3 separate regions of the Homo sapiens genome follow, and all the other regions are linked to region 1. A link is a loop called in an ENCODE intact Hi-C map of the cell type or tissue named here. Cell type or tissue: dorsolateral prefrontal cortex. All regions are shown on one strand. Links, peaks and the distances in the headings refer to the core of each region. The heading gives the core; the rest is flanking DNA.

Region 1 (7,558 bases), core at 1,454-5,453:
CCAAACCCATTCTGTGAGAATAGGTGTGCATCCACAGAACCCTTATGTAAACCTGATTTGATAAGGATTATCTGCATTTCTGGCAATTACAAAACTCTAACTTTTAGCTCTTAAGTGCCTCTACTCTACAGCCTCAAGGTCATAGTAGGTCATTTGTCACCATGAAAGCTCTGACCCAGCTAAAACACAAACTACAAACTAGATACTGCTTGGACTTCAATCCCAGCATCACCAGATGCTGCATGAGTGAATTATTTAATCTCCCTGTGCCTTAATGTATCACCATAAAATAGGAATAATAATATTTCCTACCTCATAAGGATGCTGTGAGAATTCAGTAAGTTAATACCTTTAAAAGGCCCACAACCATGCCTTTCACACTGTAAGCACTGTGTAATTATTATCATTGCCAAGATTTACCTTGGAACAAAGTTTTGCCTGGCCTACACTGATGTTATGGGTTGAATTGTGTGTTCTCCTAAAATTTATAGGAAGTTCTAACCTTCGGTACCTCAGAACATTATTGTATTTGGAGATAGGGTCTTTAAAGAATTAATTAAGTTAAAATGAGGTCATTACGGTGGGCTCTAATCCAAAATGCCTGGTGTTTTTATAAGAGGAGATCAGGGAAAAGACACAGAAGGAAACCCATGTGAAAACACAGAGAGAAGACGTCTGCACGCCAGGGAGAGGCCTCAGAAGAAACCAACCCAGCTGACACCTTGATGTCGAACTTCCAGGGTCCAAAATTGTGAGAAAATAAATTTCTGTTGTTTAAGGCAGGGGTCCCCACTTCCGGGCCGTGGACCTGAACCAGTCCCCATGACCTGTTAGGAACTGGCTGCACAGCAAGAGGTGAGCGGCAGGGGAGCAAGCATTACCACCTGAGCTCTGTCTCCTGTCAGATCAGCAGGGGCATTAAATTCTCACTGTGAACTGTGCATGCGAGGGATCTAAGTTGTGTGCTCCTTGTGGGAATCTAATACCTGATGATCTGAGGTGGAGCACTTTCATTCCAAAACCACCTGCCAGCCCCCACCTTGGCCATGAAAATATTATCTTCCACAAAACCAGTCCTTGGTGCTAAAAAAGTTGGAGACCACTGGTTTAAGCTACTCAGTTTTAATACTTTGTTATTGCTGCTCCAGCAAACTAATATAATTCGATTCAAGTTTTTATCTGGGGCTGACTCTCTTGAAAAGTCGGGAGATGTGATGACAGGAGACTCTCCTTAGCTACATGGAAAGAGTAGATGGCAGTTAAATAATACTGTCCCCTTTAAAGAAGGAATAGATTATCCAGTGGATGACAAGCCCACCATCTTCCATTTTCTCACATCCAACCGACCTCACACATTTATGTAATTCTCGTGGCACCATTGGTATTTACAGCACCTGATCTAAAGATCTAGCTCATTTTTAGCTATTATATAAACTAGTTCTTATTCTTCCAAATTTAGCTGGACCATCTCTGGTGTAGAAAAAGACAGCCTCCTTCCCTGACACCCATGGAAAACCTTCATAGTGATGGCAGCATATGACTGGGGGGAGGAGAGGTTGTTCACAAGTAATTACCTCTGTAATTCTACTTCTTTCTCTCCTTGGAACCGTATGAAAATGCAGAAGGGTGAGAAGTATAATTACAGGGAACACTTTAAATATCAGTAGTAGAATACACATTTTACAATTCAATTCACATTGTGTGTTTGTATATGCATATATGTGTGTGTTGTGACTTTATATTTAAGAATTGCTTTCAACAGGATAGAAAATATTTTCCATTTTTAAACAAATTTGGATACCATGAAGCCATAGCCTTCATTTTCCTGATTTTAACTGAAAACTAGCTCATCTACTTTTTAATGTGTAGCACATTGCCACCTCATTCCTAAAAGCTCTATCCTGTCTAAGATGCCAGTCGAAGGCTCTATCTGATGTGGCCAGCCAGTGAGGCTCTGCAGTAATTCCATGCTGGGCAGCCTGTAATGAGGACAATTCCTGTTTGGAGGCATTTCTTTTCATGGGTTGCAGCTACAACTAGAAGTACGATTTATGTCTGCTGCTGGCTGGTCAAAGAAATACTGTCAGTTTTTTATTAACAAGCTGTAAGCACTTGCAAGTGAAAGGGAGGGAGGGAGAAAAAGGAGTGTGCCCAAAGTTATTTCAATAGGCAAGCTCTAAAGTATTCTAAGGTTAATACTGACTAATTAATGACAGCACCAAATGGAGCCAAAAGCGTGAAGTCTGCAAATGCCTAGTAATGAGGGCAGCATAGATATACCCCACTCCCACTTTCCATGTATGTTTGTAGGTCTGGCTGCAAAATGTAATTGAGGTAAATAGGGTTTTCAACTTATTGCTTATTCTTTAATACTGAGAAAGCATTTGGCTATTCTCTTTTCTTACTTCAAAGAACCCCACTCAATTAACTCTAGTAAATCTTATACCTGGTAGCGTCACCACTAGAGTCCATGACATAGAAATCTTTGAAGGGCATTTATAGAAGGAGGGGGAGACAGAACCACACCATACATTCAGAACACATTCATCTCTTTGCAGTTAGAACTGATGAGCCCTAACTGTTGGGGTGGGCTGGAAGAAGGGGGCTTGCTGTTTTCAACTCCTTATGCTTATGAAAACCAAGGCTCTCCATTCTTAAAAAAAAAAACAAAAAAAAAAAAAACTCTCAAATCCAAATCATTTTTTAAAGCACCCTGACCCTTTAATAAAAAGAGCCAGTAAGATAGCATCTGAAAAAAAGAAAGACAGATTTTAGGAACAAAGGATTTTTTTCCTCGTGCTTTGTTTTCCCAGTCTTGAATTAATCACAGCTGTCTTTCCCCAGCAAAGGTTATTTTTATCTAGCATGCTTTAAATTAAAAAACAACAAAAACAAAGGGAGCAATCTGATGTTCTTCAAGCTCCCAGAGCCCTTGCACAGAAAAAGAAGCATTTGCTCTGTGCAGCTAAGAATCCAGCTTTTAATTCTATCTTTTCTTGTGTTTACATAAACTTTCGTTTGCATTTCAGAAGCCTTATGGAAAGATTCCTGTGGCTGACCCAGGAGTAGTGGTGAATTTCTCCATCAAGTGAGTATTGATGAGCTGCAAAGTTCAGTGAACAGGAAAATTCTGCTCCTTTTATTGCCAATGTGACAGGTTACTTTATTACCATGCCTTTCACAGCAATTTAACAGTTACCCTGGTAACGGATTCAGTGAGGTAATGGGATCACAGGCATTGGAGCGGAGGCAGGCTGGCCGCTCGGCGCAGCCATCTGCTGGCTGCTGTTCCGGAGGCTGTCTGCCTGGAGGAGCCCTGACAGTCACGGGGCCTGCATGGCAATGAGCAGGTGAAACCGCAGGCCTGCCCTATTTAGCTGTACTCTGGTGATTTGTCTTTCTAATTCTATTGAAATAATCATCAGGATTTGTTTCTGATTAATTAACTAACCTTTTGGTAAAAAGATTAGATAACGAAATTGCTGCCTATTCAGAGATAATGAGATTTTTATTACTCTGTCAAAGGAAAAAAAGTACATTTATGTGTCACCAGCCGCTGTGTCAAGAGGAAAAAAAAAAAGAGAGATTTCAGTCTTTGTCGAATGTGTATATTCCTCAACAGACGAAGGGTGTGCTTAATTCTGTAGGAACTCCCCAGCCTCGTTTGACGCCTTTAGGAAGAGTTTTTAAAACAGCAAACAAAGTAATAAACACATTTAGGCCAATAGGCTTTTGGGGAGGGTGCTAATTTGTTTTAAAATGTCTCCTAATGGGAGAGAAACGCTTGGGAGTCTGGGGAACTTGCCTGTACTGTGTGGGTGTATTTATGTAAGTGTGAGAGTGTGAAGAAAGCAGTAAAATCTCCGTGCGAGGCTTTAAAATGACATATGTAGACAGGCTGCTTTTCCTCCGCACTACAGATATGTCTTCGACTTGCAGTACATTTGTCTTCTGGCAGGAGCTGCACTCGGGCAATGGGAAGGGGAAATCATCCGAGCTTAGCAGGCTGGGAGGTCACCTGTGACTGTCACAGGTAGGCTGCCTTAGGAAATGAATTATTCTGACTGGCGGTGAGTAAAAAGGGAAGCAGCCCTTCTCCTGTTTCACTCCAAGACACGCAGCCAGTCAATTTAACCTTTTCTCTTAAGAAGTCACAGCTCAATCCTTTGTTAAGGGGGACTTTCATTTTCTCACTCCTCTGTGCCTTCTTCAATGCTGTGATGCCAAGAAAAAAAAAAAAATACCAACCCCGGGAAAAGCGCTTCCCTTGGATAAAGAGATGCCAAATGCGCCAAATAGGCTGTGTGAGCCAGGCAGCATTGGAGGGAACAAAGCGCAGTATATTTCCAAATAAAACTTCAAAGAGCTACAATATTGTTTTAATTACTAAAACCTGAGGAGGAAACACAGTGCATGTCTCTTCCTTCAATGCAATGAAACGGAGGAGTGGGAGAAAGGGCCAAGTGGCAGGCTGGGACCCAGCTGAGCATTTTGTGAAAGTGTATTTGTGTCACTGTCTTTTCAGAGTCAATGAGACACTTATGTTTCTTGTGATATCCTGTGGCCTTGGCTGCCTCCGTTTGTGTGTGTATGAAAATGAAAAGATTTCAAGTTCTAAAAATGGAAGTTTCTATTCTGAATTTCGTATGGTTCACAGACAAGTTGCAACAGACCAAAGGAAAAAAAAAAAAGAAAGAATGTGCAGGGGATCAAATGTGAACATTCCAGAGCCCACTTTCCTGTCCTGCCTGGCGTTCCCACTCTCCTTCCCCTCTTTATTCCAGTTCCTCCTGCACCTCCAATTGCCAGCTAACAGGCTCCATTCCTGATAACAGATGCTTGACAAAGAAAGAGAAATAAGACATTAAAAAAGAGTAGACTGCTGCTGGGGGTGGGGATTTGATAGCACATTGCCAATGGCTTTTTACAGGAACTTGCTCTCCCTGGCTCACTACCAAGACAGGGAAAGAACAGGGCGGGGGAGGGAGCCTTTGTCCTCAAACTCCCAGTGAAATATAGGGTTAATATTAGCAATTATTATTAAAATTAGCCAAATGTTATTAAATGATCTTTGTATAGAAGAATAAGTATAGTTTTCCCTTTGGCAGACAATGACATCTGCAGCTCTACATTTTCATGAAATGACTATACTTAACAAAAACATTACTTCATTTTCATGGTATTTCTTTTGTGCCTAGGAGCAACCCTGTAATTGTTCACTTCAATTACAACATTACTATTTTAAACCGAAACCCATTTTATCTGCATGCCAGCTTTTTATTTGTTTTACCAACTATATCTATTTCCATTACTGCAAGGCTGATGGTTTGTCTCAAGAGGAAATCAAATCCATTAATTCAGAAATTTCAAGCCCGACTAGCTCTGCCATAAGCAGCATTTCTTATGCTAATAGCAAATGTGCTGAGACTGAAAGGAACTGACATGGCCCTGTTTTTTATCATAACTTAAGCATTTATGTAAGAAGGCAAATCTAATAGTAGTAGGAAACTGTAAGTGTTATTATATATAATTCACTTTCCTGAGATCTGGACAGGGCTCTGGTTTGTGTAGCCATGGTTTAAATCAGGCTGCCACAAGACTTTAACTCACCTGACTTTCCCTATTCAGCCAACATATTGCTTCACAACAGATACATCTAGCATGAAACTAGATTTGTGTGTTTGTGTGGATTTGTTTGTTTTATTCTCTACTGTTTTTTCCCCCTGCAAGACGGACTTTTGTCAATGCAGGGGGAAAAAAAATCATTTTGTATTCAGGGGATGTCTGAAACTTACGCGTGTAACAGCACTAGCCTGAGACAAACCTGGCTCCTTCTGTTTCATTTTTAATACACTCTGTTTGGGTCCTATCACATGGTTTGTGTTCAATTAGATAGCTTGACTCGATAAAATCTGACTCTGACCCAGAAAAAAAGGAGAGAGAGAGACTGCTCCTGACTCCTGCTTAAGCTTTTGCAGGCACTGTGACCTGTTTATGTCAATGGTAAAGTTTAAGAGATTCCTATCACAGAACCACATCATCTTCTGGGATCTTAAAAATACAGAAAGCACTCGAGGACCCTGGCCCTCCTTTGTCACTGCAAAGCCCTTCAGTGCTGTAAATCAGTCCTCATTGGGAGCTCTTATACACCAGCCGTCACCGATAAGCTTTGGAGAAGTAGACAAGGCTTTTAGGAATTGCTGAACCATGAAGTTGACCTGCTTAGGGTTTTGTTGTAGGCTATTAAATCCGGGATGGCCGTTTTAAGATGATTCCGCTTTCTTTTTCCCTTGGCCTGGTTAAGCAACTCTACCCCCACCTCATTATTTGACTGATTAAAAAAAAAAATCAGAATGGAGCAACCTGCTGTTTAAGAATACTACCTTCACACATCAATTTAATGAGAGTGACTTATGCTGACGTAGTTTACGGGCTCAAGCAACTTGACGCTAATTTTGCAGCTAAGAAAAGATTTACTAACTGTACATACTGCTCTGCTTTTGTTGGCAAGGGTACCACGATTCTTTTCTCCAAAAACAAACTCTAAATCTTTTGTAAACATGCATTATTTGGTTAACACATTGTAAATGGATCCCAGTTGTGCAGCACAAGCACTGTTCACTATTATGTAAACAATTATTCACTGAAAGCCTTGCTTTAAATTGTAAATGAATATATTTCAGCTGTAACATTGCTTTCAGACCTGCCCAGTGGTATAAATCTGGTCATTTGTTTTTTGCACTCTGCCTATTACTAACCGGTTAGAAATGTGCTGATTATTTGCACAAGCCTTTCACACTGCGGGCACAGTTAAATTGCTGTTTTATTTTTCCTGTGTTTGATGAGTGTTAACAGGAGCGCCATTTGAGGAAACCCAAACCAAATACAGCTCTTTAATTGGGGTTGGAGTGTTTGGGAAAAGCCACCCGGTGAGTAATTCCACTGTTTAATGTTTGAAAGTTCATCCACCTCACTATAGGACTTATGACAAGATTAATTAAAGGGAGTTAACAAAAATGCAGGGCTTTGCTCAGCCAACCAGAATAGCTTGAAATACGGCGCACTCACTTGCAGGGATGTAGATTATTTGGTGCAAGGTCTAATTCCCAACTCTCTCCTTTAAACTCCTGTCATTGCCAAATAGCTCCATTTTAAATTCAGTATCTCTTCAAGAAAGCACAATCTGGAGAAAAAAATATGACAGAGGTATCTCATTGGGCCCCTGTGACTTCCTTTGCTCACAGGGTACGCCCAGTGGCTGATGAAAGTTTCAGCTGACTCAGAAAGCCTTGTCTTTTTATTTCCCCCTAAACAGTCAATGATTCATTTTTAATGTTTCCCCACCTCTTGTGGTTTAATTGGGTTTCAGTAGTGTGCTGATCTGCAGAGCTTGGAAGACAGAAATAATGACCTTGGATGATCTCATTGGTGTGCACCAGAACAAGTGTAGTTTTATTGAGCTCTGTTGCTAGAACTGCAAAACTGTATGTTCATTAACTTAGACAGTGCTGACCTTAGATCAAGCCTAGGATAATGGGAAAAGCCCCAGATTCCAGCC
Region 2 (7,558 bases), core at 2,041-6,040, 63 kb after region 1:
TGCTGAGAACTGGAACAAGACAAGGATGCCCACTTTACAAAATCAATGTATACAAATCAGTAGCACTGCTATACACCACCAACGACCAAGGTGAGAATCAAATCAATAACTCAACCCCTTATACCACAGCTCCAAGAAAAATAAAATACATAGGAATATACCTTACCAAGGAGGTGAAAGATCTCTACAAGGAAAACTACAAAACACTGCTGAAAGAAGTCATAGATGACACAAATGGAAACACATCCCATGCTCATGGATGGGTAGAATCAATATTGTGAAAATGACCATACTGCCAAAAGCAATGTATAAATTTAATGCAATTCCCATCAAAATACCATCATCATTCTTCACAGAACTAGAAAAAACAATCCTGAAATCCATATGAAACCAAAAAAAGAGCCCACATAGCCAAAGCAAGACTAAGCAAAAAAAACAATCTGGAGGCATCACATTAACCGACATGAAACTATACCACAAGGCTATAGTTACCAAACAGCATGGTACTGGTATAAAAGTAGGCATCTAGACCAATGAAACAAAATAGAGAAACCAGAAATAAAGCCAAATACTTATAGCGAATGGATCTTTGACAAAGCAAACAAAAACATAAAGTGGAGAAAGGACACCCTATTCAACAAATGGTGCTGGCATTATTGGCAAGCCACGTGTAGAAGGATGAGACTGAATCCTCATCTGTCACCTGATGCAAAAATCAACACAAGGTGGATCAAAGACTGAAATATAAGACCTGAAACCAAAAAAATTCTAGAAGATAACGTTGGAAAAACTCTTCTAGACATTGACTCAGGCAGAGTTAACGAACAAGAACCCAAAAGCAAATACAGCATAAACAAAGATAAATTGGTGGGACTTAATCAACCTCAAAAGCTTCTGCACAGCAAAAGAAAATCAGCAGAGTAAACAGACAACCCACAGCATGGAAGAAAATCTTCGCTAACTATGCATCCACAAAGGACTAGTATCCAGAATCTACAAGGAACTCTGACAAACCAGCAAGAAAAGAAAAAAAAAATCCCATGAAAAAGTAGTACTGCTCAGCCACAAGAAGGAATGAAATAACGGCATTTGTAGCAACCTGGATGGAGTTGGAGACCATTCATTATTCTAAGTGAAGTAATTCAGAAATGAAAAACCAAACATCATAGGTTCTCACTTAAAAGTGTGAGCTAAGCTATGAGTACACAAAGGTGTAATAATCTAATGGACTTTGGGGACTTGGGGGGAGGGTGGGGAGGGGGCGAGATATGAAGGACTACACATTGGGTATAGAGTACACTGCTCGGGTGATGGGTGCACCAAAATCTCAGAAATCACCACTAAAGAACTTATTCATGTAACCAGACACCACCTGTTCCCCAAAAACTGTTGAAATTATTTTTAAAAAGGAAGAAAGGTAAACATTTTAGCTTAACTAAAATGTAAATTTGGTTTAGACATTCATTTATTTTTAGTCTTTTGATGAAGGACCACAGCCTTCCCCACCTCGCAAGTAGATGTGCTAGTTGGACAGTTCCATAAACTGTGGTGGATAAAAAGAGGCAGGATAAGACAGTGGGAAGCAAAGAGGCTTTGGACAAAGCTCCTGTGTTCTGAATCTCAGCTCTGCCACTTGCTACCTGTGTGACTTTCAGGAAGTTGCATAGCTGCTCTGTGCCTCAGTTTCCTTATATGTCAAAAGGGATATTACCTACCATACACAGTAGTTAGGAGGATGAAAAATCCTTAGAACAGCACTGGCTCATTGAAAGTGCCAGATAGTTGTTTATTAAATAGAAATAAACAGGCCAGGCACAGTGACTCATGCCTGTAGTCCCAGCCAGCACATTGGGAGGCCAAGGTGGGCTGATTGCTTGAGGCCAGGAGTTCAAGACCAGCCTGGGCAACATGGCGAAACCCCATCTCTACCAAGAACACAAAAATTAGCCAGGTGTGGTGCTGCATGCCTGTAGTCCCAGCAACTTGGGAGGCTGAGGTGGAAGAATCATCTGAGCCTGGGAGGCAAAGGTTGCAGTAACCCATGATTACGACACTGCAGCACTCCAGCCTGGGCGACAAAGGGAGAACCGAAAAAAAAAGAAAGAAAGGAAGGAAAGGAAGAGAGAGAGAGAGAGAAAAGAAAGAAAGAAAGAAACAAAGAAAGAAATAAAGAAAGAAAAAAGAAAGAAAGAAAGAAAGAGAAAGAAAGAAAGAAAGAAAGAAGGAAAGGAAGAAAGAAAAAGAAAGAAAGAAAGAAAGAAAGAAAGAAAGAAAGAAAGAAAGAAAAGAAAGACTTCCATGATGCATCAGCTTTGAATTCCGATTGTTTCTTTAGATGTCTTAGAATTTAAAGAGCCATTCTTTCCTCTTTTTTTTTTTTAATAGTTGTCTTATCCACTTAATTTGATAGCAAGTTTTGGGGTTTCTTTAAAAAACAAACAAACAAAAAAAAAAACAAAAAAAAACTTTGTCTTTCCTTGGCATTAAATTTCTCTCCAGAGAAACCCAAAACTGTTTTCCTGACATTCGTATTTTGCCACTTGGTGTAATATTTATTAAATTAAATAATAACAACAGGAAGTAAAACTTGTGTAGTATAAACATAATAAATGCTTGGTAGGCACCAATTCAACAGGTGAGGCAAATGCACAACCCCCCTGAGAACAGCCCGCTAGCTAGATGATTGCAGAGAGAGAATGATGGACATTAGTCACTGTGTTCTACAGAGAGAAGGAGAGTTTTAGCGAATCCAAAGAAGTGTTTTAAGAGTTAATGGATGTGAGGGTGATCTGGCTGCGACACATGTCACCCCATTGATCGCCAAGGTTGATTTGGCTGATCCGGTTGGCTGGGCAGGTGTCCCCTCCCTTCCTTACCGCTCCTCGTGCGTCCCTCCCGAAGCTGCATGCTCAAAGAGGATAACCATCCCTCATAGAGGAGGGCCGGCCTTCCATCAAGGGTATACGGGTAGCTACCCTCCCCTGCTAGAAACTTCAAACGAGCTCTCAAAGAGGTGGAATTTTTTTTTTTATTTTGCTCTTGTTGTTTTGTTATTGTTTTTTCTTTTCCTTTTGAGATGGAGTCTCACTCTGTTGCCCAGGCTGGAGTGCAGTGGCGTGATCTCGGCTCACTGCATCCTTGCATCCTCCGTCTCCCAGCTTCAAACAATTCTTCTGCCTCAGCCTCCTGAGTAGCTGGGATTACGGGCATACACCACCACACCCAGCTAATTTTTCTGTATGTATAGTAGAGACAGGGTTTCACCACGTTGGCCAGGCCGGTCTCGAACTCCTGACCTCAAATGATCTGCCCGTCTCGGCCTCCCAAATTGCTGGGATTACAGGCGTAAACGCACTCAGCCTCAAAGAGGTTTTTAAAAGAGTTGCAAATGTGCCATGACACTTTCATTCTAAGGACTCTTGGAGCCTTTGTGCCCATTTCAAACTTTAACTTGAAAGACCTTTGCTTAGTAGTTTATAAACCAGATACCTATAACATCCACTGAGTCTCTTTATTTTTCAGGAATTGTCATTAGTACTAAATAGTTTAGGGGGGAAAATTAAAGAACAGTTTGCAACAAATCTTTAACACACAGAGATTGCGTTTGATATTGTCAGATGAATTCAAGTGTTAATAGAAATTAAACCTAAGACCTCAAGTCCAAAAGCAGTACTATCCGTTTTTCTGATGTGCCATACACATTATATGACATGGTTTGGCAATTCAAAAGAAAATGTGTTCACAGAAAAATTAATCTACAGGGATACTTGTAGGCTGGGGATGAAACTGACAGTGAGATGGCACAATAAAATTTTTGGGGTGGTAGAAATGTTCTATATCTTCATTAGCACATGGGAGACATAAACAGTGTGACTTAAGTAACCACTTTAACCCTCCTATGCCTTTTCCAGGCCTGAGGACACCTACTGCCTGTTTGGTTCATCCCATTATTGCTATTTATGACCCCAGAACTGTTCACTACCAACGTGTCAGCAGAAGTGGCATAGCTTGTCCACATGCACATCTGGCTAGAACAGGACAGGAACTAAATCCCGGATAAAAACGTGTTTTAGAAATTGACTTTGACGTGAGCAGGGACTCTTTGTGTTTGAGAAGTATCTGTTGGACTACTTCATACCGACTAAGGGTTAATGGGTCACATTCCATTTCTTCCATCCTACCACAGAAAAAGCTGGGACACATAAGGACATGGCAAAAACACATCACATGACTGCATGGACCAGGCATGCATTCCAAAGATAAATACAAACATCTCCAACCAGTGTTGAAAAGCACGCATTTTCATCCTAGTCGGACTGATTGCAGCCTCACCAGCAGGGCTGAATGCTGAGCCCCATTCAGTAACACTTTGAATGCCTTTGTTCCAGCGTTTCCCAGCAGTGCAAACATAATGGAAAAGAGACTGCCAAATGACAGCTCGCTTCTTTTCTCTTTCTTAATATAAGAAAAAAATAACTGCAAAGGTAGACAATAAAGTGAATAAGAATATAAGAAAAAACAGAGACAAATGTGTAAAATAAATTCAGCTAATCTGAAATAAAGGAAACTTTCACGAATGTTTTATGATCTACTTTCCTTTAAAGGAAATGAACAGTAAAGCAAAACTAAACAAGAAAAAAAAATGTTAATGACTGCAACTGCTGTTAAGTAGGAAGTGAACCTTTCAGGCTGAACTTGGCCTTCCAATGGAAATATGAGCAGAGCAGTTCTTAGGGAATATCAGTGAAAATAGGTGTAATTAAGGAGAATGCATCCCAGCAGCCCTCAAGACTGCCTAATAATAAAGCTGTACTCTTAGCATAATAAAGACACATTCTTGTCCATTTCCAAACAACAATTCTGCACGGAGAAAAACAACGTGAGCCCTTATAAATCAATGGGAAAAATGATCAGGTGGGTTCACACATAACTAGTAAGACCATCATATGCTCTACCATTTTTGTACCATTTTTAATATTAGGAACTGGGTGACTTTTTAGGTCGTCATTCTCTGTTTCCTTCCTCTACACCGAAGCCCTTGTTATCATGCATATGAAACACACAGGAGCACTAAAGGCATTCATTATGGCCACTGCTGAATTCCAAATGAGAATAGTTTAAAAATATATGTTACTGTTCAAGACAAGTCAACACATTTCAAACAAGAGGGCCCTGTTTGAATTTAGAAAGCTGACTAAAACCCACAGCAGAGAGGAGATCTGAGTCCCTGACGCTCTGTGCTGTGAGGATTGGGGGTGGAACCATCACGGCGAGGAGGCGCTCAGTAAAAGAGAGGTGGAATTCAAAGCCAACACCAGTTCCCCTGGGGTCTGTTGTAATCAGGAGACAAATGGTCTGTACTCAGTAGCATGTATTCATTCTGTCGCAAGAGGCTGCCAACGCGAGCTTCCCTACGCTTTTGTGGAAATACAGTACGAGTCTTTTTCTCTTTCAGTTGCTATAGAACAAGAAGAATAAAAAGTCCACTGCTGACAAACACTGCTTTGGGCATTTGACACTGGTCTTTGATCTAGTTACTCAGACAGTTCAAAATGAACAAATTAGGTGTTTACAACAAAAGACATTCCGTTTTAGCCTGTTCAAGTGCCAAGTGGAGTGGACAGCTCGCTCAAACAGAACTGGGAAATTTCTCCCTGCCAGGCCACAAGATGGGCATTGGAAGTTCATTCCCCAAGAGCAATCAATAAATTATGATACTGTTTTTTTAAATTAAAAGAAAAAAAAGAAAGAAAACATGGGGTTTGGGTCAACAAAGTAAATCTACACCATCTGGAATTTGAGTCACGACACAGCAGATCCTTGAGGCTAGAGACCCACAGGGACAGATCTTCATTCTTCATGAGATGGTTTGATTATAGGACAGACCATGAAAAAAACACTCATTTTAAAATTTCTGCCTGAAAATCAAGTCTATATAGCACACAATCTACAGTCTACACATCACATAGAAAAGGGCAACATCTGTATTCTATTATGTAAATTCCCCTTTTAAAAGTATTGTAACATTATTCTTAAAGACAGAAGGAAAATTGGGTGTCTGAGAGTGATCCCCATTCACAAAAGAGAGTGGTTTTGTTCCCTTGACTTAAGTGTCTGCTTTATTTCTGTTGAAAACAGTGCGTCTTAGACAAGAACCCATTGCCTCCATTTCCTTCTTGTGAAAAGAAGTGTTTGTGCTATGAAATGATTTGTTAAAAGCTTTAGCAGTCTATGGCCAAGGAAGGATTGTAAATGGACTATGTGATTTGCACCATTTTCTTCTAATAGGGGACATCTGATTAAAATCTTTTAAATAATTACAGTTTTTAGAAAAGCAGACACCACTTCAGCAACTGCGTCCAGCAGCAGTGGGTTTTGAGGTCGGCTATGTGAGGCGAAGCAGACGCATGAAACATGCTGAACAGTGGCACTTTAAAATCACATTTTATTTTCAGCAAGCAATAGGGAGTGGAAAAGGAAAAGCAAGTGTGGAAAAAGAAAGAAATCTGTTAGCACAGATCCAAATATCCCCTAGAATCGAAATGTCAGCCTTGAAAATACCGAGCAAGCCAGCTTGTCTAATATGTTACCATCCTGCCTTATAATTACCGGAAAGTAGTTATTTATCTGTTGTGTTCACCTACCCTGTCAGTATGCCTGAGTTTAATTATCAGACCTCACTGGAAGTTCAATTTCCTCTGTTCCTTCTTCTTTTTGCTGCAACATAAATCGAAATTGCTTCATAATTTCTGTTAACTGTTTTGGCACACTGTCTCATACATCCAGAGTTCTTGCCCACAGGACAGTCTCTTCTCACAGCCTCTCCAGCTATAAAGAAGGCATCTGTTTGCTGCAGTTTCAACCCTCACATACCCCATGATTCTTTGGTATATCAAAGTTCACAGCCTCTTGTCCATCAGCTTGGTGAAAAAGAGAAGTAAGAGGCCAGGCGCAGTGGCTCACACCTGTAATCCCAGCCCTTTGGGAGGCCGAGGTGGGAGGATCACCTAAGGTCAGGAGTTCGAGACCAGCCTGGCTAACGTGGCAAAATCCCATCTCTACTAAAAATACAAAAATTAGCTGGACATAGTGGCACGCACCTGTAATCCCAGCTATTCGGGAGGCGGAGGCAAGAGAATCCCTTGAACCTGGGAGGCAGAGTTTGCAGTGAGCCAAGATCTTACCACTGCACTCTAGCCTGGGCAACAGAGTGAGACTGTCAGAAAAAAAACACTTAACAAAGAGAAACAAAAGAGGCAGTTGTCTGCTTCTTTCACCTTCATGGAGCACAAGAGCTTCAAACATCTGCCTGTGATGGGGCAGCCGAGCCAAAAAATTCAAAACTGCTCCAAAGAAGGGGCTGAGAGAAGTCAAACAAACAGGCATTACCATGTCTTTCCCCCTTCGCCTCCCCGACAAGCGATCCTTCCAGTGAAAAGGATCTTGTTCTGGTGTGCGATTCTTTCCCATAAGCCCTATGTAGGAACAGAGCCTTGATTGTCAGAGACTTTGAGATCTGCATATATCTAAATTAGAGGAAAGAAAAAACAGAGCTTAG
Region 3 (7,558 bases), core at 2,041-6,040, 400 kb before region 1:
GGCAGGCACCTCTCTGGAGAGCCACCTAACCCGTGGAGACTGCAGAAACAAGAAATAAGACCCTGAACTTTCAGTGTTTGGATATTGCTGCTGGAGCTTCTAGCTTAATCTTTCCTATATAATTTTATTTTTTCCCTGTTACAGAAGTTATATGTATTCACTGAAGAAAAATCCAGGTGTATATGAAATAACCATTCAGAATCCTACCTCTAAGAAACTGTCATTTTAACAGTTTCAGTGAATGTTTGGTCATAAACATACATTTAATATAAAATATGCATATTATACAGATGTAATATAAACATAAAATATGACACAAAATATACATATTATATAATAAGAATTATAAAATTAACATATACTGAATACCCACTTTATTCATGCATTGTACTAACAGCCATATATGAATTATTCCTTTGAAATCTTACAAAGGCCCTGCAAATTTGAAAGTTTCTTAATGCCATTTTATAGATAAGGAAACTGAATTTCAGAAAGGTTAAAATAGCATCCTAAAGGTTACACAGCTAGTCAACGGTGCAGCCCAAACTGGAATTCATTCATCTGGCTTCAAACTAGAGTGGGTCTTAGCTACAAAACTTATATTGCCTCTAAACTGGGATTATATTATACATATAATTGCAATCTTCTTCTTGCTCTTATTTTCCCCCTTAACTAAATATATCTATTTTTCAATGGCATAATTTATTCTCTTACAATATTATTTTTAATGTCTGTAATGCTGTACTATTAAACAGTAAATTGGCTATTTTTCTATCTTTGGACTCAGATCGTTTCTATTTCTTTTTTTGCCATCATTAACAACAACGCTAAAGATATATTTGAACCTAAGTCTTTACATACATCTATAATTGTTTTCTTAGGATAAATTCTGGTAAGTTGAATATCTGTATTAAAAGGAGTATATGTTTTTATCAGTTTCTTTAAATTATTGTCAAATTACCGTGTATTGAGTTTCTTATCGATTTAAGTTCTATCAGTCCAACACAGCAAAACCTCACCGACACTTTTATCTTTTATTTAAATTTTTATTTCTTTGTTTATTTTTTGAAGTTGGACATTTTTCTAATGCTAATTGGCCAGTTATATTTCTCTATTAATTGCATATATATATATATATATATATATATATATATATATATTCTTTACCCACTTTTTAGTTTAGGGATTAAGATATATTTTAAAAATAAGTATTTGTGTGTCATGCTGCTATAGCAAGCTCCTCCAGGAGAATAGATGTTGAAGCTACAATGTGTATCAAATTTCTTATGGCTATATAAACCACTCAGCTTTTTAATGTGTCAAATTATCATCTTTTAATTTTATGGAAATCACAAAAGGACTAAGTTAAGTTTGATTAGGCTTATGTTACAGAATCTTATTTCACTATACGAGTGGCAAAAAATGCTTTAATTCACTGTTTTTTAAGAGTATAAAATACAGGTAATACCTTCATAAAGTACATAATGGGGCTAAATGATAGAGATTATACCTCTAAAAGCAGTTTACAGCTTGGACAATATTAGAAAATTTAAGTTACGCTTCTCATGTAGCATATTCCTGTTAATTATAAAAAGTCCAAATGATTTAGTGAAATTGGGCAATTTAGGGTATATACAAGATACAAACAATGTCTAAATTTTGAAGGAAACCTTGGATAGACAAGGAATATACACAGTATTTGTGTAACATTTTACCTTTCTCCCAATTGTATAGTCATTTTTATTGCAGTCCTCCATGTTATATATAAGTGTATGTATCTACACACACACATACACACACACACACACACACGCACACGTAAAAGAACAGCATAAATTTATTCAACAGCATCACCTCTCTGTTTGGCATAATGAAAAAGACCTTTTTGTTTAAAGGCCAGAGCTTTAAAATCAGACACATCCTTTTAAAGTCACTGTAAATATGTAGAATTGTATAGGCAGCTAGGCTTATAATTTTGGAAATAATAACAATTTGCACTGATTAGCTGTAAATCTCAGTTATTAATGTGGCCTCACATAAAGAACAAATTGTGTACTCTTTTTTGTATTGGCACTTGGCTTCTAGAACATATTCATCTAAGCAAAATGCATGCTATTTCAGCATTTCAAGGGAAAAGTTGTTATTAATTATAATCTCAGTTGAAGGCATGATCTGAAACTCAATTTTATGCAGAAAAAGATAGGATGGTTAAAATTATTCAGCTCAACACATCATTGGTGTATCTCTACTTGGCTAAAATATATTGGGAAATCCTCCTGGTATATCAGGTCTGATCAATTTAAAGGCCCTGTAATTAAGTTTGACTCCAAAGAAATAAGAAAGATGGGTGACATTTTGAGATTGTAATTTAGACAAGGCTTTGAAATCACTTGGTTTAAAAATGTTATTCTTTTATCAATGCCTTAAAGCAATGTCCTTTTTTTTGAACATAAAAACACAAAAATAGTCCTATTGATAATTAGAAAGAGATTTCTATGATATCCCATTCTTTTAAATGTTTACATTAAATTCATAACTGTTAATTTTGTGGTATATTTTCACTTAGATTGCTCTTGCTTGTGAGTATAGGGAATATTTTTAAATGGTCTGGCTACCATTACAGCACTCTTCTTTCTAAAGCATTACTGTTGATTCAGATATAACCTCTGGAAGGGAAAGAAATTGATGTTATAAAATATGAATGTTAGGCCTCAGTTATATTGCATGTTTTAAAATAAACCAGTGCTATCATTTCCCAATACATCAAACCAATTTAACATGTGATAGTGTATTTAAATTAGTAACTTCTTGAGGGAGATGTGATGAACTTTGAGATGAATGAAATCTCCAGGTAGAACTTGTTTTGCTACTGAGGTACTAATGCTTTGAAGAGCTAAGAACCTATAATTAGTGAACTTTGGGTTCACTGAAAAATATAAGTGAAAATCAGAACTCAGAGAAAGAAGAGTGAGAGAGTTCTATAATGGCTATGTTGAGGTAATAACCTGTTTAGAAAACCTGAAAAGTAAAGTGTGAAATGGGGAAATAGGAAAAGCAAAGATGGAGAGAAAAGAACCTAGCATACACACATCAAGAAGATGATTCAGGGAAGGAACCGAGGGAAGATGATGGTAGAGATCACAAAACGTGAACGGCACTGGCTATTTAGCTATTGCTTTAATGAATATTTATAGAGTGCCAGATGTGTATCAGGTGAGGGGATTTGTGTAGCAGATAAAGTGTGCCTCATGTTCTCGTCTTAGAGAATCTCATTGTCCAGTAAGACAAATCAATGAACAGTTGAAGTACAGAATGGTAAGAGTTATGATAGCAATGCATACAGACAAAGAGAAGCACAGGAAAAGGACACCTATCTCAGGCAGGAGATGAAGTCAGTAGGTGAAAGCTGAGATAAATGTTGAAGAACCAGAACAATGTGATTGAAGAAGAATGTGAACGATATTTTAGGCAAATTGGAAAAGTATGGGCAGAGCCAAGATGTGAATGTGTACAGAATCTTCAGGGGTACACAAATATTGCATCATGCTGATAGCACAAAATATACACAGACAGTCCCCATCTTACAAAGGTTAGACATGATCTTTTAATTTTTACAATTGTGCAAAAGCAATGCACATTCAGTAGAAACCATATTTTGAATTTTGATCTTTTCCTGGGCTAGTGATATGCAGTACTGTAGTCTTTCTGGATGCTGGGGAGTGACAGCGAGCCACAGGTCCCAGACAGGGACATGATCTTGAAGGTAACAACCAGGAGATATACAATCCTTTTATAAAATAAGCATTGTGTGAGATGATTTTGCCCAACTGTGAACTATTCTAAATGTTCTGAGCAGTTTTAAGGTAGGCTGGGCTAAGCTACAAAGTTCCAAAGGTTAGGTACGTTAAATGCATTTTTGAATTATAATATTTTCAACTTAACAAGGGTTTATCAGGACATAACCCCACCTGTGTTAGTCCATTTGCTTTGCTATAACAAAATAATTTGAGGCTGGATGATGTATAAAGAAAAGAGGTTTATCTTGGCTCACTGTTATGCAGGCTATACAAGAAGCATAGTGCTGGCATCTGTTTCTGGTGTGGGCCTCAGGAAGCTTACAATCATGGCCGAAGGTGAGAGAAACCTGTGTGTCACATGATGAGAGAGGGAGCAATAGAGAGAAGAGAGGAAGTGTTGGGCTCTTTTAAACAACCAGATCTCATGTGAACTTATAGAGTGAGAATTCATTACCATAAGGACAGCACCAATCCATTCATGAGGGATCTGCCCCTATTATCCAATACCTCTCACTAGGCCCCACCTCCAACATTGGGAATCACATTTCAACATGAGATTTGGAGGGGACACACATCCAAACCATATCAACATCTTAGGTCAAGGAGCATTTGTATAGGAACGTGGGGGGGGGAGAAAAATAACAGGAAAGATGTATTCTATGGTGGTACTTATCCTGAAGGTAATACGAAAACTTGGAATGATTTAAGAGAATGATGCAATCAATTTATACTTCATTAAAATGATTTTTTGTGGCAGTATGGCTAATGGATTTGGGATAGAGGGAAAGAAGACTAGGAGAAGGGAAAATTCATAAGAAATCCAGGTAAAAAAGAAGAGGGTCTAATGTAAGGCAAAGGCAGCGATAGTACAGAAGGAAAATAAATTGTAAGATATTATGAAGGTAGAATTGACATAATGTTTAAGTGGAATATCGGAAAGTGGGAAATATAAAATGACCTTTAGACATCTTGGAAAACTGGAAATATGTTATGAACTGAATGTTTGTGTTTCTCCAAAATTTATATGTTAAAATCCTAACCTGCAATGTAAGGTATTAGGAAGCAGGGCTTCTGGGAGGTAATTAGGTCATGATTATGGAGCCCTCATGAATGGGATTAGTGCCATTAGTAAAACAAACCCGAAACACCTACACCCCCCATTTCCACCTATGAGGGCAAAGCCACTGGAAGAGGGTACTCACTAGAACTTAATCATGCCGGCACTCTGAGTTCACACTTCCAACCTCCAGAAGAGTGAGAAATAAATGTTTGTTGTTGATTAGCCACCTAGATTGGCATTCTGGTATAGCAGCCCAGGGTGGCTAAGACAGAATATGGTGGTATAAGTTACCAGAGTAGAAAGTAAAGTTAGTGAGTTGTAGAGGGGTCATGTTATATTGTTCTGGACAAGTTATGTTTGAAATGTTTTCTAAGTAGTGTTTACTAGGTAGCGGTTGTATGGGCTGACACCTTGAGTACGATGCTGAGCTGGAGATATAGATTGAAAATTATCGTATTGTGTGTCAGACCAACCAATATGCTTTTCTTGATTGAATAAAAGAGAAGAAAACTAAAGATAAAATAATTACAATGCAGAATCAGGAAAAGGAAAAATGATCTCATGGACTTTAATAACAAGTATCTGGAGAGATAGGAGGAGAACCAGAGAGAGTAATGCTATTAGAAACTCATAGTAGGAGAACTTCCAGGTGTGGATGGTCAACTTTTTGAATGTTGAAAATGACTGAAAAGTAATTCATTGGGCTTTGCAAATCAGAGATCACTGATGACTATAGGAAGAATATATTTATTGAAGAGGTAGAGTCAACAGCAGGATTTGAACACTTAATGAACAAAAGAGAGAAATTAGGAATAGCAGCACAGGGTGGGGGAAGCCTGGAGGATGGTAGGAGGTTGAAGTAGCTCCCTTTTCAGCTGATTGATAATATGCAGTTTCAAACTGTAGCAAAAGAGAGGCACTGTTCTAGGTAGAAGAAGTCATTGTTTCTTATAATGAGTTGATAAATAGGAGAGAAACTTAATCTAATTGATAGAAATTAAGATAACTAATAGGAACAGTTTTCCCCAAGATTAGAACCTAGAGGCTAGCCTGAAAATTCAAAATGGAAGTAACAAAGGATATTGTCACATAATTATAACAGATGCAGCTGACTAAGACTTCCTATGGGTCAGCCATTCTAGTAAATGCTTTGCCAAAATAGGTTTTTGTTGTAATCTTCTTAACAACTCCATTTAATAGATATTACCATCTATACTTTTTGATGAGAAAATTGAAGCTCAAAAAAGTTAAATGAGTAACCCAAATTCACAACTCTATGAAGTGTCATAATCAACATTCCAAAACAACCTCTGTGTCTCTAAAGCCTACACTCTTGTACAATATTCTATTTTATCTGGAAAGAACTACCAAGTATTTAAGCTTTGGACAAGCTAATTCACTAATAAGATGGTATATATTTTTACTTCAAATTCATATAATTCTAATTTTTAGGATATTTTCATGCTATAGTAAAGATTACCTCTGACCGTGAGTATGATAAATAGATTGAGGGAAGAAGACTCAGTGGAGATAAAAAGAATTAGAAAAAAAGCTATACACCTAAAAATATAAACTTTATAGCAAAATCTCCCCCCTCCCTTTAAAACCTGCCAGAAGTCAATGGAATAAATGCTGAGATCAGTAGGCTTTATGTTTAGATAGTGCCCTTGCAGACTGCTCCAGTTTGTTGAAAGGCCTCTTTATTTAGAAATTTCACAATTTCAAGCTCTTTTCCCAGCAACATTCTCCTTATAATCCCAAAATAATTACTTCATCTGGCTCACCATTTAGGTATTATTTTTCCATTCTGATTTTCTTTGCAAGTAAAAAGTGATATCTTTGTTAGGTGTCAAGGAGAAATTTTGCAGTGACATATGTATATGTAAATATACACAAATATATACATATATATATATACACACACACACAATACATAGTAGATTAAAGATAAAAACATGAGAACTCATGTACCCATATGCACATAGAGGTGCTACTGCATGGGAAGCTAGTGGTAGTTTTCAAGTACATTTTAATCTTTGTAACATTAGATCATCAAATTACCCTAGAATTAGAATTCCTTAATGGAGAAAGAAATTAATAAGTGGGTAACTCTTAATAAACTTTTGAACAAAAAGGTTTTGTATATTAATCCCTTTTAATAAATTCAGCCTCAAGAGCAAACATTAATCCCAAATTATTTTTAAAGGTAAAACATATGGATTGTTGAATCAATATCAGAACTATTACAGAGCCCATAATTTTTTCTCTTTTCCGTGACACAACAGCAAATAAGGTCAGGTCACAGCATCTCACCTTCCAATCTAGCAGGTCCATAGTCAACAAGATTATTTTAACCACAGTCTTAAGAACCAGCAATCAAAATGACAAATCTTCACATTATTTGATGATGTTTACAAGCGATTCAGACATTTCTTGTTAACACTGGGAGGCCACCATGTGTTCTAGACACTGTTTGTGAATCTGTCCACCTGATTAGTTTGTGTTCTCTGTAATAACCCTGATAGCACTGAACATATGTTGTGGGCAAGAGCTGTCAAGCAAAAAAACAGAGTTAATGCCATCTATCTCTGTCACCTTTAATATGAACACTTATTTGGTTACTGAATAAGGCAGTGAAAGATTTGGATTATTATACTTTTAATATTTTCACACGTAATAAAAATAGTCTGATGAATCTGAG

Evidence for each region. Peaks named below come from ENCODE experiments on the same cell type or tissue, not always from the same donor. Only the 100,000 strongest peaks of a DNase experiment are listed, where the experiment ranks them.
Region 2: a loop joins it to region 1, with 7 times the contacts of the local background. A loop is called at or near these places in 2 of 110 quality-filtered maps.
Region 3: a loop joins it to region 1, with 5 times the contacts of the local background. A loop is called at or near these places in 2 of 110 quality-filtered maps.

Annotation. Positions count from the first base shown.
Region 1 is chr5:125,408,641-125,416,198 of GRCh38, reverse strand. No RefSeq gene overlaps it. Among named protein-coding and RNA genes, the nearest start is that of LINC02240, 81 kb to the left of the region's middle. RefSeq lists an enhancer at 4,034-4,533. In dorsolateral prefrontal cortex, for the core only: CTCF peaks have their summits at 3,255 (motif pointing left), 4,402 and 4,720; DNase peaks (open chromatin) are centred at 3,298, 3,963 and 4,511; H3K4me3 peaks cover 2,804 bases; H3K27ac peaks cover 4,000 bases.
Region 2 is chr5:125,346,348-125,353,905 of GRCh38, reverse strand. All of the region lies in intron 5 of LOC101927421 (a long non-coding RNA gene), which reads right to left. It also overlaps the pseudogene RN7SKP117. Among named protein-coding and RNA genes, the nearest start is that of LINC02240, 140 kb to the left of the region's middle. RefSeq lists enhancers at 4,126-4,641, 5,056-5,621. In dorsolateral prefrontal cortex, for the core only: a CTCF peak has its summit at 4,346; a DNase peak (open chromatin) is centred at 5,355; H3K4me3 peaks cover 1,959 bases; H3K27ac peaks cover 2,486 bases.
Region 3 is chr5:125,814,121-125,821,678 of GRCh38, reverse strand. All of the region lies in intron 3 of LOC124901056 (a long non-coding RNA gene), which reads left to right. Among named protein-coding and RNA genes, the nearest start is that of LINC02240, 320 kb to the right of the region's middle. In dorsolateral prefrontal cortex, for the core only: no CTCF peak of the experiment used is centred there; no DNase peak of the experiment used is centred there.